Regions from separate parts of the Homo sapiens genome. Here regions 1 and 3 are each linked to region 2. The links are chromatin contacts, found by Hi-C or POLR2A ChIA-PET in ENCODE. All regions are on one chromosome and are shown on one strand. Each heading gives the region's core, a stretch centred on a gene start or an enhancer-like site at or near the end of the contact. The rest is flanking DNA. Distances are from core to core; before and after follow the strand shown.

What was found. Hi-C counts contacts between places; a loop is a spot of excess contacts on that map. ChIA-PET counts read pairs that join two places held with the same protein, here RNA polymerase II (POLR2A). Pooled maps may share reads with other maps.
Region 1: a pooled map shows a loop between it and region 2 (5-fold over the local background). The contact joins the promoter of ATP8B3 here to the promoter of APBA3 in region 2. A Hi-C loop is called at or near these places in 5 of 50 pooled maps.
Region 3: a pooled map of gastrocnemius medialis shows a loop between it and region 2 (6-fold over the local background). The contact joins the promoter of GADD45B here to the promoter of APBA3 in region 2. A Hi-C loop is called at or near these places in 7 of 50 pooled maps. POLR2A ChIA-PET finds 5 or more read pairs at or near these places in 3 of 52 experiments (MCF 10A, activated B cell and activated T-cell).

What each region holds. Positions count from the first base shown.
Region 1 is chr19:1,810,993-1,815,077 of GRCh38, reverse strand. It overlaps ATP8B3 (ATPase phospholipid transporting 8B3), which reads left to right and starts at 2,802. Exons shown (of 29, transcript NM_138813.4): 1 at 2,802-2,892; 2 at 3,194-3,589. The coding sequence starts at 3,342. RefSeq lists enhancers at 2,009-2,168, 2,549-3,294 and a silencer at 2,719-3,088.
Region 2 is chr19:3,760,388-3,764,586 of GRCh38, reverse strand. It overlaps APBA3 (amyloid beta precursor protein binding family A member 3), which reads left to right and starts at 2,895. Exons shown (of 11, transcript NM_004886.4): 1 at 2,895-3,051. It overlaps MRPL54 (mitochondrial ribosomal protein L54), which reads right to left and starts at 1,905. Exons shown (of 3, transcript NM_172251.3): 1 at 1,769-1,905. The coding sequence starts at 1,886. It overlaps LOC105372248 (a long non-coding RNA gene), which reads left to right and starts at 1,947. Exons shown (of 3, transcript XR_936268.1): 1 at 1,947-2,029; 2 at 2,381-2,438; 3 at 2,733-2,833. RefSeq lists an enhancer at 1,542-2,031 and a silencer at 2,693-3,010.
Region 3 is chr19:2,473,097-2,477,376 of GRCh38, reverse strand. It overlaps GADD45B (growth arrest and DNA damage inducible beta), which reads right to left and starts at 1,250. Exons shown (of 4, transcript NM_015675.4): 1 at 975-1,250; 2 at 747-848; 3 at 126-348. The coding sequence starts at 1,018. RefSeq lists enhancers at 1-9, 80-239, 250-359, 1-590, 520-609 and 2 more and silencers at 1,990-2,099, 2,470-2,609.

The DNA of each region.
Region 1 (4,085 bases), core at 1,553-4,052, 1.9 Mb after region 2:
GCCACACCTGCTGTGGGGTCCCAGTTCCAGCCCCAGATCATGGGCCACCATCCTGCAGCTTCTAGTGCCTCTCGGACAGTGGGTGGTGTCCCCAGCCCTGTGTGGAGCTGGGCCCTGTGCACAGAGCTGGCTTCCCTCTCTGCCCTGCCCAGAGATAGGGACTGCACACAGATGGTGAGAGGGGGTTAAAGAGACTGGGAGCTGCTGTGTGTTGCCCGTCAAAGGATGGAGTGCAGACACGGAAAGCTGCTCCGGCCCTTGCCAGGAAACGCCACACATTGTGTAGTGCACGCACGTCTCGGGCAACTGTGGTTGCATCGGGACCCCATTTGGAAATGGGAGGCCCAGGGGTGTTTAGGCCCCACTTTTTATTGACCTCAAGTAGAAAAAGTGATGAGCCTTGCGGGACAGGACCCAGCAGCTGGGGGCAGGTTGCCTGGAGTGGGTTTCCTGCCACCCTGGTCTTGGGCTTCTGCTGAAGGGCAAGGCCAAGGGCACAGGTCCCGGGATGAGGACGTGGGGGCCCTCCCCAGAGGACTCCATCCCAAGGCTCCCTTCCCGGTTCTGGGCTCTGCATCTCTCCAGGGCCCTCCTGGGGGACCGTGGTTAGGCCAGGCCCTTCCACCCTCGAGGGCTGTTCTTGTGACTAGTGACTCTCCCACCTCTTCTGTAAAGGAGTTGTTTTCTTTTTCTTCTTTATTTTTGAGACACAGTCTCGCTTTGTCACCCAGTCTCAGCTGGCTGCAACCTCTGTCTGCCGAGTAGCTGGGATTATGGCTGTGCCATCACACCTGGCTAATTTCGTATTTTTAGTAGAGATGGGGTTTCACCACGTTGGCCAAGCTGGTCTCGAACTCCTGACCTCAAGTGATCCACCTGCCTCGGCCTCCCAAAGCGTTGGGATTACAGGCATGAGCCACTGTGCCCGGCTCTGTGTTCTAAATAAATGGCGCAGGCGTGTATGCGCTCTGTTTCTGTGCATTCCCATGTGATGTCTGCCTCCCCCTTCCCAGAACGCACCTGGTGCCTCAGGACATAGCCCACGGGGGGTCCCAAGGCTGGCCAGCCCTGGCTTCAGCCCCCAGGGACTCCCTTCAGCTTGTGAAGCCACCTGTTGCCACTGGAGGCTTCAGGGCCTTTGCACAAGTGCCCTGGGCAAGCTCCTGCCCCCAGATAGTGCCCCCTGCGAAGGCTGGGGTGGGGGAATCTGGTCCTCACAGCTGCACCCAACCAGGTCTCTTCTAAAGTTTATTAGAACAGTGTGTTCAAACTCCCAGCCCCGGCTTTTTTTCGTAACCACTGAGCAAGCAAGCAAGCACAGGGGAAGTGTTGAAGGAATGAAAGGAGAGAAGTCAAACACAGTGGCCTGCCTGCCTGCTTGTGGTCCCAGCTACTCTGGAGGCTGAGGCAGGAGGATCGCTTGAGCCCAGGAGGTGGAGGCTGCAGTGAGCTCTGATCGCACCACTGCACTCCAGCCCGGGTGACACAGTGAGACTCTGTCTCCAAAAAAAGAGAGGTTCCCTGGCAGCCTCCAGGGCCAAGCAGGCTTCCAATTTGGGCTTCCAAAGAAAGAGGGTTTGTGATCACCGAGAGCCCTCAGGTGGTTGCCGCTTTGATGGGGGAGGTGGCTTCCCTATCCCCCTCCACCCATGTTTGCCTCTCCCTTTGGGCCCTCACCCCAGGTAGCCTCACTCTTGGGGGCATTTCATCTTCAGCAGCCCCTCCGCACACACTTTCTGACCCTGGCTCCAGGCCCTATCGCTGGCCTGGACCCGCCCTAGCCTCGTCGCTGAACTCACCCCTGCCACTTCTTCAGTAAGGATCCCTGAGCCCCTGCCACCTGCTGGAAAGAACCCTGCGGGCTTCCTCTTGGCCTTAGGGTGGTCTCAATGGCTATAACCGCCTCTCCCCAGCCTGGTGCTCAGCCCTGCATCTGCGCCTAGGAGGCGCTCGTTGAACGTGTATGGGATGAATGAACGAACCCAGGACACGGATCAGACATGACTTACATAACCGCCGTTACCTGTGGTCCTTCCTCCTGCACTCTGCCACGCTGGCCGCACCAGCCTCAGCCCCGTCAGGTCTGCAAGGCCCATTCCGACCTGACCCAGGCCCACCTTTCCAAGAACCCTTCCAACCCCGCCCTGCGGTGCAGGTTCTTTCTGCTCCCTGACCAAGCCCGGCCCGGCCCTGCCCTGACACCCTCTTCCCTTTCAGGCTCCGCCCCTGCACTGGCACTGCTCCCTAAGGCCCTCCCAAGGCCCTGCCTTCTGTCCTGGACCCACCCTGAGCGCCCTCCTACCCTGACCCTGCTCTGCGCGGCCCCGCCTTCCTCCTTTGTAACGGCTCCGGATCCCAGCCCCGCCCCTACCATAACACTGCTCCGCAAGGCCATGCTCAACCCCGCTTCCCGCTCTGGCCAAGCCCCTGAGTCCTGGCCCCGCCCCTACTCTGACTTTGCTCAGCGAGACCCCGCTCGTCCTCGCCTTCCTTCTAGTCCCTTCCCCAAAGTCCCGGCCCCTCCCCAGACCCAGGCACTGCTCCCGAGCGTCTTCTATCCCGGCCTGTTCTGCGAGGCTCTGCGAGGCCCCGCCCTTCGGCCGTGACCGCGTCCCTGAGGCCTGGCCCCCATCCTGCTCGGCCGTGCTCCGCTCGGCCCCACCCTCGAGGCCCCGCCCCTTCTTCGCCTTGGCCCCACCCACCCCCTCCAGGCCCCGCCCCCGGCCCCCTTCCGGGGTCCGAACTGGCTCCACCTTCGCCTTGGCCGGGCCCCGAGGCCCCGCCCCGAGATCCCGCCCCCCGTTTCAGGACCGTTGGCACCGGGCTAACGGTTCCACCACGTCCGCCGCCCTGGACGCCCGCGGCCTGCCCCCCCCTGCCTCTCCTGCGCCGGTGAGCGGCGGGTGCTCCCACTGCTGTGCGTCCCCGGGAGCCCGCGCACCCTCTCTGGGCTCCACCCAGGCTGAGAGCTGGGGTCGTGGCGGCGGGGGTGGAGAGCGCGCCCCTAGAGGTTCGCGCGGTCGGGGCCCCGGGGCGGGTGCAGACAGCCCTGGACTCTGGAGCCCTGTCCAGGGCGGTCCTGTGCCCCTGCGGCTGCGGGAAGACGGGGTGGGGGGCTTCCGAGTAATGGGGCATCCCAGTTAGTGAGGGGGCAGGAAGCCAGCGCTGTGTCCGTGTCTCTTTCTGCCCCCAGATACACTTCGAGTGGATTCTGGCCATTTGAGCATTCTCTCCAACTCTCCAATCCCCAGTCTGCCCCCACGGGGGTCTCCCCCACCTCTCCCCCGTCCCACAGCCTAAACCCCTCTTCGCCCTGAACCTCCCTTTTCCTCATGCGGTGAATGGGCACTGGCCCCGCTCAGACTCCCAGGAGCACCAGAGCTGGCCCTGAGCCAAGCCCTGCCCCACCAGGACCTGGGGACACGGGTGACTCAGACGTGACTCAGGAAGGCTCAGGTCCTGCTGGCATCCGCGGAGGTGAGACGGTGATCAGAGCTGGGATGGGAGACTCCCCAGGCAGAGGGGCACCTGAGAGGAGGCACAAGGCCCAGCCTGGCCGGGCTAGGAAGTATGAATGGAGACCAGAAGGGTGAGGACGGGTGCATCGGGTGGCCGGAACACAGGGGCAGGGGCTTGGCGGGGAGGGCACTGCTAGAGAGCTGGCAGGTGGGGGGCCAGTTGCTGGCGTCTAGGGGTGGTTTGCCCATCCTCATAGGGGGCCAAACCAGGGCCCCCGGTGCAGGGCTAGAGCCAGACCCACATTCCTGAACCTGCTAGTGGAGAAGATTCCAGGATCTTCTGACGATGTCCGTCTGCCTCCATCGCCCCCATCAGAGTTTGCTGCCCAGCCTGGGGGGGTGAGGAGGGGAGTGGCCATGCCTGACCCTCATGCTGTGTTTTGAGATATAACATATAGCCCGGGGGTCCCATTCAGTCAGTGAACAGATGACTGAGCCCCTAAGCTGGTGCCACATGGGGAGAGGGGCAGGAGGCCGTCAGTGAAACCAGGAGGAGGTGAGAGTGGTCCTTTCAGGAAAAGCGAGGTGTGGGGAGCAGTGGCCGGAGGCTGGCATGGCCAGAGGCTG
Region 2 (4,199 bases), core at 1,646-4,145:
CAAAAAAAAAAATTAGCTGGGCATGGTGGCATATGCCTGTGATCCCAGCTACTCGGGAGGCTGAGGCAGGAGAATCACTTGAACCCGGGAGGCGGAGGTTGCAGTGAGCTGAGATCGCATCGCTGCACTCCAGCCTAGGTTACAGAGCAAGATTCCATCTCAAAAAAATAAAAAATCTAAAAAATTAAAAAATAAAGACAGCCCGGCCGGGCGCGGCGGCTCACGCCTGTAATCCCAGCTCTTTGGGAGGCCAAGGTGGGCGGATCACGAGGTCAGGAGGTTGAGACCATCCTGGCTAACATGGTGAAATTCCATCTCTACTAAAAATACAAAAACATTAGCCGGGCATGGTGGTGGGCACCTGTGGTCCCAGCTACTTGGGAGGCTGAGGCAGGAGAATGGCGTGAACCCAGGAGGCGGAGCTTGCAGTGAGCCAAGATTGCGCCACTGCACACTCCAGCCTGGGCGACAGAGCGAGACTCCGTCTGAAGAAAATAAAAAAATAAAAAATAAAAGCCCAGGCTGGAGGGCAGGGGCACAATCATGGCTCACTGCAGCCTCAAACTCCCAGGCTCAAGTGATCCTTCTGCCTCAGCCTCCCAAGTAGCTGAGATCACAGTTGTGAGCCACCATGCCCCGCTTATTTTTATTTTTATTTATTTATTTATTTATTTTGAGACAGAGTCTCACTGTGTCGCCCAGGCTGGAGTGCAGTGGCGTGATCTCGGCTCACTGCAACCTCCGCCTCCTGGGTTCAAGCAGTTCTCCTGCCTCAGCCTCCTGAGTAGCTGGGATTACAGACATGTGCCACCATGCCCCACTAATTTTTGTATTTTTAGTAGAGCTAGGGTTTCACCATGTTGGTCAGGCTGATCTTGAATTCCTGACCTTGTGATCCACCTGCATCAGCCTCCCAAAGTGCTGGGATTACAGGCGTGAGCTACCGCGCCAGGCAATTTTTTTTTTTTTTTATACAAACAGGGTCCTGCTATGTTGCCCAGGCTGGTCTCGAACTCCTGGGTTCAAGCAATCGATCCTCCCTCCTTGGCTTCCCAAAGTGCCGGGAATAAAGGTGTGAGCCATCATGCCTGGCCTCGAAATCACTTTAAGTGGGATTTGGACACAGCATTAAGTAACTTTAAGTGGGATTTGGACATAGCATTAAGTAACACCGATGCTTGGAATGACCAAGTCATTCAAGTTATATTTTGTCTGCTATGTGTCTGTCTTTAAGGCCGAACATTGGACAATTTCCCCCTTTCAACAAAGGAGATCAGGCAAGGCTGTATCCAGCTAAACCTTAATAACCTTGTTTTGTTCTTGCTGAAGTGGCCAATTAAACGGGCTCCATAATTTCTTTGAATGTTTGGTAACGTCTTGGCCAAGGTTACCCAGCGATTTGGAGGCAGGCAGAGAAACAGAACTGGAACCCAAGTTCATGACCTCCCCAGACTCCCTTCAAATCCTTTCCAACCCGCGCCTGCGCAGTGAAACGCGTGGTCTCCACGTAACCACATCCTCCTCCCAGGCCGCTCCGCCCCAAGCTGGCGCCTGCGCCCTGGGTCCAATCGCTACAGTATCTCCGAGCCAGACGCCCGAGCTCCAAGCGGCGCTGGGTCCCTCAAACTGCGCCTGCGCATACAGCCTGGCATCCGCCTCTCTGCGCTTGCGCATCAGTTCTAGCACCACCTCCCCAACCACCGCCTGCGCACTGTCAATTCCTCAGTGCACCCACCGTCCCCATTTGGTTCCTCTTAACCCAGCTCACCTGGTTTCTTGGCATAATCCCGGGCCAGGAGTCTTCCGGAAGTGGCGGGGTTTAGGAGCTCCCAGGCCCCCCAGCCGGCCCACGTCCGGGTAGCCCCGAAAAGGCGTTTGGTCGCCATGACGTATTGCGGGCAGCTTGCAAGTGCACGTTTCCGGAAGACGTCAGTGGCCCAAGGGTGTTTGGGAGTTGTAGGCCCCGTGGAAGTGTAGGCCCCGTGGAGGTGTCTGGGAAATGCGGTCTCCCAAGCTTTCATAATCTATGGTGATTTCTTCAGACTTTTGTAGACATACACAGTTACTATAGGAGGAGGCGTTCAAGGGATATTTCATTGACTTCTTGCCCTTCTTCAATTACATAACATTTACTAAAAATATCACACTTTATATGTTCCTGATTCCATCCAATGAGTAATTATTCAAAGCTTTAAAGTTAAAAAAAGAAGATTAACAATGAGTCTAATATACTCCAGTAGGGCTGGAGTCTAATCACTGTTAATTTTTATAACATTATATTTTTAAAATTATATATAACATATATAATACATATAATATATAGTATGTTTTATATATAATATATAAATTAATAATATATATTTTATATATTCTTTTCCAGCTCTACTACTGCTAAATCCTTAACCCGCTTGATCTAATTTAATCCTCACAATTGAGAGGTAGGTACTATTTTTTCCCCAGCTTATAATGAGGAAACTGAGTTCTCAGGGAGGTAAAGTTCCCAGGCCGACCCCAAATCCATGGTGCACCTATGTGTCTCCCTACTGTGAGCCAAACCGAAAGTCCGTCTTTAACAGGGTCTCCACGACGCTTCCGGTGCCTCAAGGTCCCAAGGAAACCACCTCTCACACTTCTTTAATATTTCCCAACCCCACTTCTCCCCATCTGCCATCCTTTGGAATAATGAACACAGCCCCCAGAGCCAGGCAGTGATTATTAACCCTATTTTGCAGGAGAACAAACAGGTCCTGGGGCCAGCCGGGGCAGTCTGCGGGCCGGGAAGCCTGGGATTCGAACTCCCCTCCAACATCTGCAGTTGTCCCAGCGCCCCCGCGTGGCGAGGCTGGGTGGGAGAACTACATTTCCCAGCAGGCCTCGCGAGGCCGCGCATGCTCAATGGGCCAGGGCTCTGCGCGGATAGAGGAGCGGGCGCCGGGACCGGGAATCCCCGAGCTGCGCCTTCTGGGGACGCGGCCCGGGCTACGTCGGGGCCGTCCGTGGGGAGCGGGGTCCTGGAGGCTGCGCGGGGCTGAGGCGGCCTCGATTTGGGAAGTGAGTGTCCTCGAGGTGCAGAGCGCAGTCTGAGTCGGCGCTTGAGGTCTTCGGTCTGAGGGGGGACTAGGGTCTGGGCTTGGGGCTGGGTCCTGAAGTCGGGGTCTGAGTCTGGAGTCGATCTTGGGGTAGCATTGGAGGTTTGGAGACTGGGGTCCGCCTTATGGCGTCTTGGGTCTCTGGTATTAAGTCCAGGGTCCTGGGTCTAAAGTTCTGGATGGAGGTATTGGGGGTTGAGGTCATGGGACTGGGGTCTTGGGTCTGGGGTCTTGGGGAACTGCCTCTGACCAGTCGGTAGAGTCAGGGTGTGAGGTCTGGGTCTCCAGCCTGGGTTCCGCGTCTTGAGGGAGGAGGACCTGGAAGAACCAGGGCTGGAGTGAACAGACTCCATTAGTTGAGAGAGGTCTGGGATGACACAGGGGCTCGGGAAGCCACTGCCTCACACCTCCCCATTCTGTGGCTCAGTTTCTTCATCTGTAAAATGGGAATCCTAACTTCCTTGCAAGGGTTAGTGGGTATTAAATTATGTGCCCTGTATGAACAGTACCCAGCTAGAGCCTAGCACCGGATAGGCAGCCGGGAAACCTCAAGTTTTTTGTTTTTCGGGTTTGTTTGTTTTTTTTAAGACAGGGCCTCACTCTGTCACCCAGGCTGGAGTGCAGTGGCACAATCAAGGCTCACTGCAGCCTCTGCCTCCCCTGGTTCAGGTGATCCTCCCACCTCAGCCTCCCAAGTAGCTGGGACTACAGCCTACACCACCACCCCTAGCTAGTTTTTTTTTTTTTTTTTGGAGATAGTCTCGTCTGTCGCCCACCTTGGAGTGCAATGGCGCGATCTCAGCTCACTGCAACCTCCGCCTCCCGGGTTCAGGCGATTCTCCTGCCTCAGCCTCTTGCGTAGCTGGGATTACAGGTGCCTGCCACCACACCTGGCTAATTTTTTGTATTTTTAGTAGAGACGGAATTTCACCATGTTAGTCAGGCTGGTCTCAAACTCCTGACCCCATGATCTGCCCGCCTCGGCCTCACAAAGTGCTGGGAATTACAGGCGTGAGCCACTGTGCCCGGCCTTAATTTTTTGTATTTTTTGTAGAGAGAGGGTCTTGCTCTGTTGCCCAGGCTGATCTTGAACTCCTGGGTTCAGTCAGC
Region 3 (4,280 bases), core at 1-2,500, 1.3 Mb after region 2:
CTGCCCACGGGACATGCCAAACGTGGCTGAGCGCTGAGCTGTGCAGGACCAGTCAGCCCGACTTTGTTGACAAACACCGGCCCAGGTGCCCGGGCGTGGCGGGGCAGGGCAGAGGCCCGACTCACCGTGACCAGGAGACAATGCAGGTCTCGGGCCTCGGTGGTGCCCTGGGTCTCGGCCGGCTCTCCCAGGAGCTGCGCCAGGCGCTGCATGCCCGACACCCGCACGATGTTGATGTCGTTGTCACAGCAGAAGGACTGGATGAGCGTGAAGTGGATTTGCAGGGCGATGTCATCCTCCTCCTCCTCGTCAATGGCCAAGAGGCAGAGGACCACGCTGTCTGGGTCCCTGAGGGGGCCAAAGGGTAGGGATGGGTCAGCCGGGGACAGGGGAGGGGCCACCGTGCAGGGGGAGTTTGCAAAAAAGGAGCGTGCAAGAGCAAAAGAGAAACTGCAAGGGTGCAGGGGATTGCCTCTGCAAGCTGGTGACGGTGGGGGGAGGGGAGGGCACACGGTTCAAAGTATGGGGTAGGGGGAGACAGGCCCACGGCGGGAGGGGTGTTTGCAGACGATACATCAGGATACGGCAGCCCCCGATCCACAAAACGGCAGAGAAGCTCTGCATCCACAGCGGGGGGCACTTGGGGAAGTCCCAGCTCCATGCAAGACAAGCGTGCGGAAAGCGTCCAGAGCGGAGGGGAGGTCCCGTCCCACCCGCGCCCAGCCCGGGAAGGGGGTCTGACTCACACATTCATCAACTTGGCCGACTCGTACACCCCCACTGTGAGGCGATCCTGGCGCTGAGCGGCCACCAAAAGCTCCTCCACCGCGGCGGTCACCGTCTGCATCCTGAGACCAGGAAAGAGGGATCAGTGACGGGCGGACCACCGGGTGCTACGTTCCGCTCCCGGCCCGGCCCAACCCGACCCATCCCGTCCCGGCTGACCTCAGGCGGCGGCAGCCCCGGCTACTTACTTCTGCGCCGCGTTGTCGCACGCCACGAGCTCTTCCAGCGTCATGTTGCAATTATAATCCACAGTGGATGCGGCTCCACGGCAGTCCCCAGGGAGAAATTGCAAAATCCGAGCCAGAGAGCCCAAAACCTTCCCACAGAGCTAGAGCGCTCGTCCAAGACCTTCGGGAAGCAGCGAAATCCTTCCAGAAAAGGCGGAAAAATATATTGCAAAGTCCTTGGCGAGGATAATCCAGGAAGTTGCGGAAACCAACGGTAGTCCGACGCTTCGGCGATCTGAGCTGGGAGCCTCCGGCACCGACTTTTATAGACTTGAACATTGGGCGTGGCCTCAGTGGAGTCATTCGCCCCTCCTATTGGTGGAAAGACAAGGGCGAGTGCAGCTAGCTCTGCGGTTGGCCGACGGAGGGGAGGGGGAGGAGCGGCGTGCGGGGGCGCCCCACGTGGGGGCGAGAACCGGGAGGAGGGCGCGCGGGGGCCGGGTAGGTGACCGCGAATGCCAGAAAAGAAAAAAAAGCAGAAGTTTTTTTCTCCTGATTTCCCGGCAGCCGAGCCGCGGTTCGGGGCGCGCGCGGGATTTCCAGCGCGCGAGGCGGCCCGGACTTTCGGGGGGGCCTGGAATCCCCTCCCGATCCGCGGAGAGTCCCGGACCGCGCCTTTCCCAAGTTCTGCTGGGGGTGGAGGGGCTGCACCGGGAAGGGGCCCCGTTTGCAGCGTGATCTCGCCCAGGTGGTGGTGAGGGCCGGAGTCTCTCCTGGCTGCGACGACCCCAGCCCCTGGGTGATTTCGCTTCTCCCGGCCTCTCTGTTCCCGTCTGAGTAATGGGTCTGCAGCGCCGGCCTCGCTGGTTTGCAGAGCATGGCATAAAATACGGCTGACAGTAAGAGCCCAATACACATCAGCTGTCACCTGGTGGTCGCGGGAGGCCTCCTCGAGGGCCCCGAAAGTGGGAGGTTGCAAAGCCCGGGGCGCTCTGGAGAAGAAAGTGGGCGCCTCCTCGCCGACCCCGCGAGTATCAGGGTGGGGTGCGCGTGGGAGGTGCAGGTGGCGCGGCCCCGCCCCCGCCGGCTGCCTGGCGTTCCAGCCTTTGCCCGTGCGGAGGCCTCCAGGCCCTGGAGAAAGCCATTGTTGAGGGGAATGGTGCAGGCTCCGGCTGCACGCCGCCACCCAGGGCCCACGTGCAAGGATGACGGCTACTTTTATTTCTCACTCCGGGGTGGGCGCTGACCTGCATTGAGTGCGTGGTGCGGACCTGGTACCCCCCACCCCTCCGGATTCATGGATGATTTAATCCAAGACCTGGGAAGCAGGGGGGATGCTTATGTGCATTATGCAAAAGGGGAAACTGAGGCTTGGTGAGGCCATAGGCTAGTTCGTGTTGGAGCCACGCGTGTGCGCCAGGCACGGCCGCCTGCAGGACTCCGCCGCCCCGGGAAGGCTGTTCAGGAGCGAGGCTGGCAGGCCCCGCATGACAACGTCTCCCACGGTCGACTGGGGGCTCCCGGGTGACTCACATCTGAGTCCCCTCCCCCGCCAGCCTGGGGTCTGGCCTCCGCCCGGCGGCTCACTTTCCCCAGTTGCCCGGCTCCCCGGCCCGCGGGTCCGGCTGACGCATCCCACCTCCTCCGCGCCGCCCACCGCTGGGGCACGAAATGTCCCGGGGCTGCGAGGCGCGGTGGCGCCATCTGGTGGCCGCGCCGAGTTTCTGCGCCCTCAGCGCCGGAAGAGAGGGACGGACGGGCGGGGCACTGGGCTGGAGGCGGGGGATAAGGGGACCGTGGCGGTTGCAACGTTTTATGTAACTTTATGCAATGTTTTACGCATGCAACATACATATTTATATTTTATAATTTCAATTTAAAAGTTAAATCGGCCGGGCGCGGTGGCTTACGCCTGTAATCCCAGCACTTTGGGAGTCCGAGGCGGGCGGATCAACTGAGGTCAGGAGTTCGAGACCAACCTGACCAACATGGCCAACATGAGCTGAAGATAAGGAAGATCAGGGAGGTGGGTGGGATAAGTGCAAAGTCAGATTCTGTCTTTATTTACAATTTTGATATTTTGTTCCTCATGGATACTTGGGCATTGATTTTGATTTTTAAAAAGTATTGCAGGCTGGGTAATCCCAGCACATTAGGAGGCTGAGGCGGGCAGATCGTGAGGTCAGTTCGAGACCAGCCTGACCAACATGGTGAAACCCTGTCTCTACTAAAAACACAAAAATTAGCTGGGCGTGGTGGCACGCGCCTGTAATCCCAGCTTACTCAGGAGGCTGAGGCAGGAGTATCACTTGAACCCAGGAGGTGGAGGTTGCAGTGAGCCGAGATCATGCCACTGCACATGGCATGGTGACAGAGAGAGACTCCATCCTCCCCAAAACAAACAAACAAACAAACAAACAAACAAAAAGGCCGGGCACGGTAGCTCACTCCTGTAATCCCAGCACTTGGGGAGTCTGAGGCAGGAGGATCACCTGAGGCTGGGAATTCAAGACCAGCCTGACCAACCTGGAGAAACCCCATCTCTACTAAAAATACAAAATCAGTCGGGCGTGGTGGCACATGCCTGTAATCCCAGCTACTCTGGGGGCTGAGGCAGGAGAATTGCTTGAACTTGGGAGGCAGAGGTTGCAGTAAGCCGAGATTGCAGTGAGCCGAGATCGTGCCACTGCACTCCAGCCTGAGTGACAGAGTGAGACTCAGTCTTTAAAAAAAAAAAAAAGAAAGAAAGAATGGGGTGTGTTGTGTGCACCCAGCTACTCCGGAGGCTGAGACAGGAGGATCACTTGAGCCCAGGGGTTCCTGGCTGCAGTGAGCCGGGATTGCACAGTTGCATTCCAGCCTGGGCAACAGAGTGAGACCCCGTCTCAAATAAATAAATAAAATAAGGGCTGGGCACGGTGGCTCATGCCTGTAATCCCAGCACTTTGGGAGGCTGAGGCAGGTGGATCATCTGGGGTCAGGAGTTCAAAACCAACCTGGCCAACATGGTGAAACCCCGTCTCTACAAAAAATACAAAAATTACCTGGGCATGGTGGCACATGCCTATAATCCCAGCTACTCGGGAGGCTGAGGCAGGAGAATCGCTTGAACCCGGGAGGTGGAGGTTGCAGTGAGCCGAGATTGCACCACTGCATTCCAGCCTGGGAGACAGAGCGAGACACTGTGTCAAAAATAAAGCAAATAAAATAAATAAAATAAGGCGAGCAAAGCAGGGCCTCAGAGAATATGTGTCCAAGTCCTTCTTCCGTGTGTCCCCCGTGCCAGCCATAACAACCTCCTCTGCGAGAGGCCCAGCCTTTGTCAGC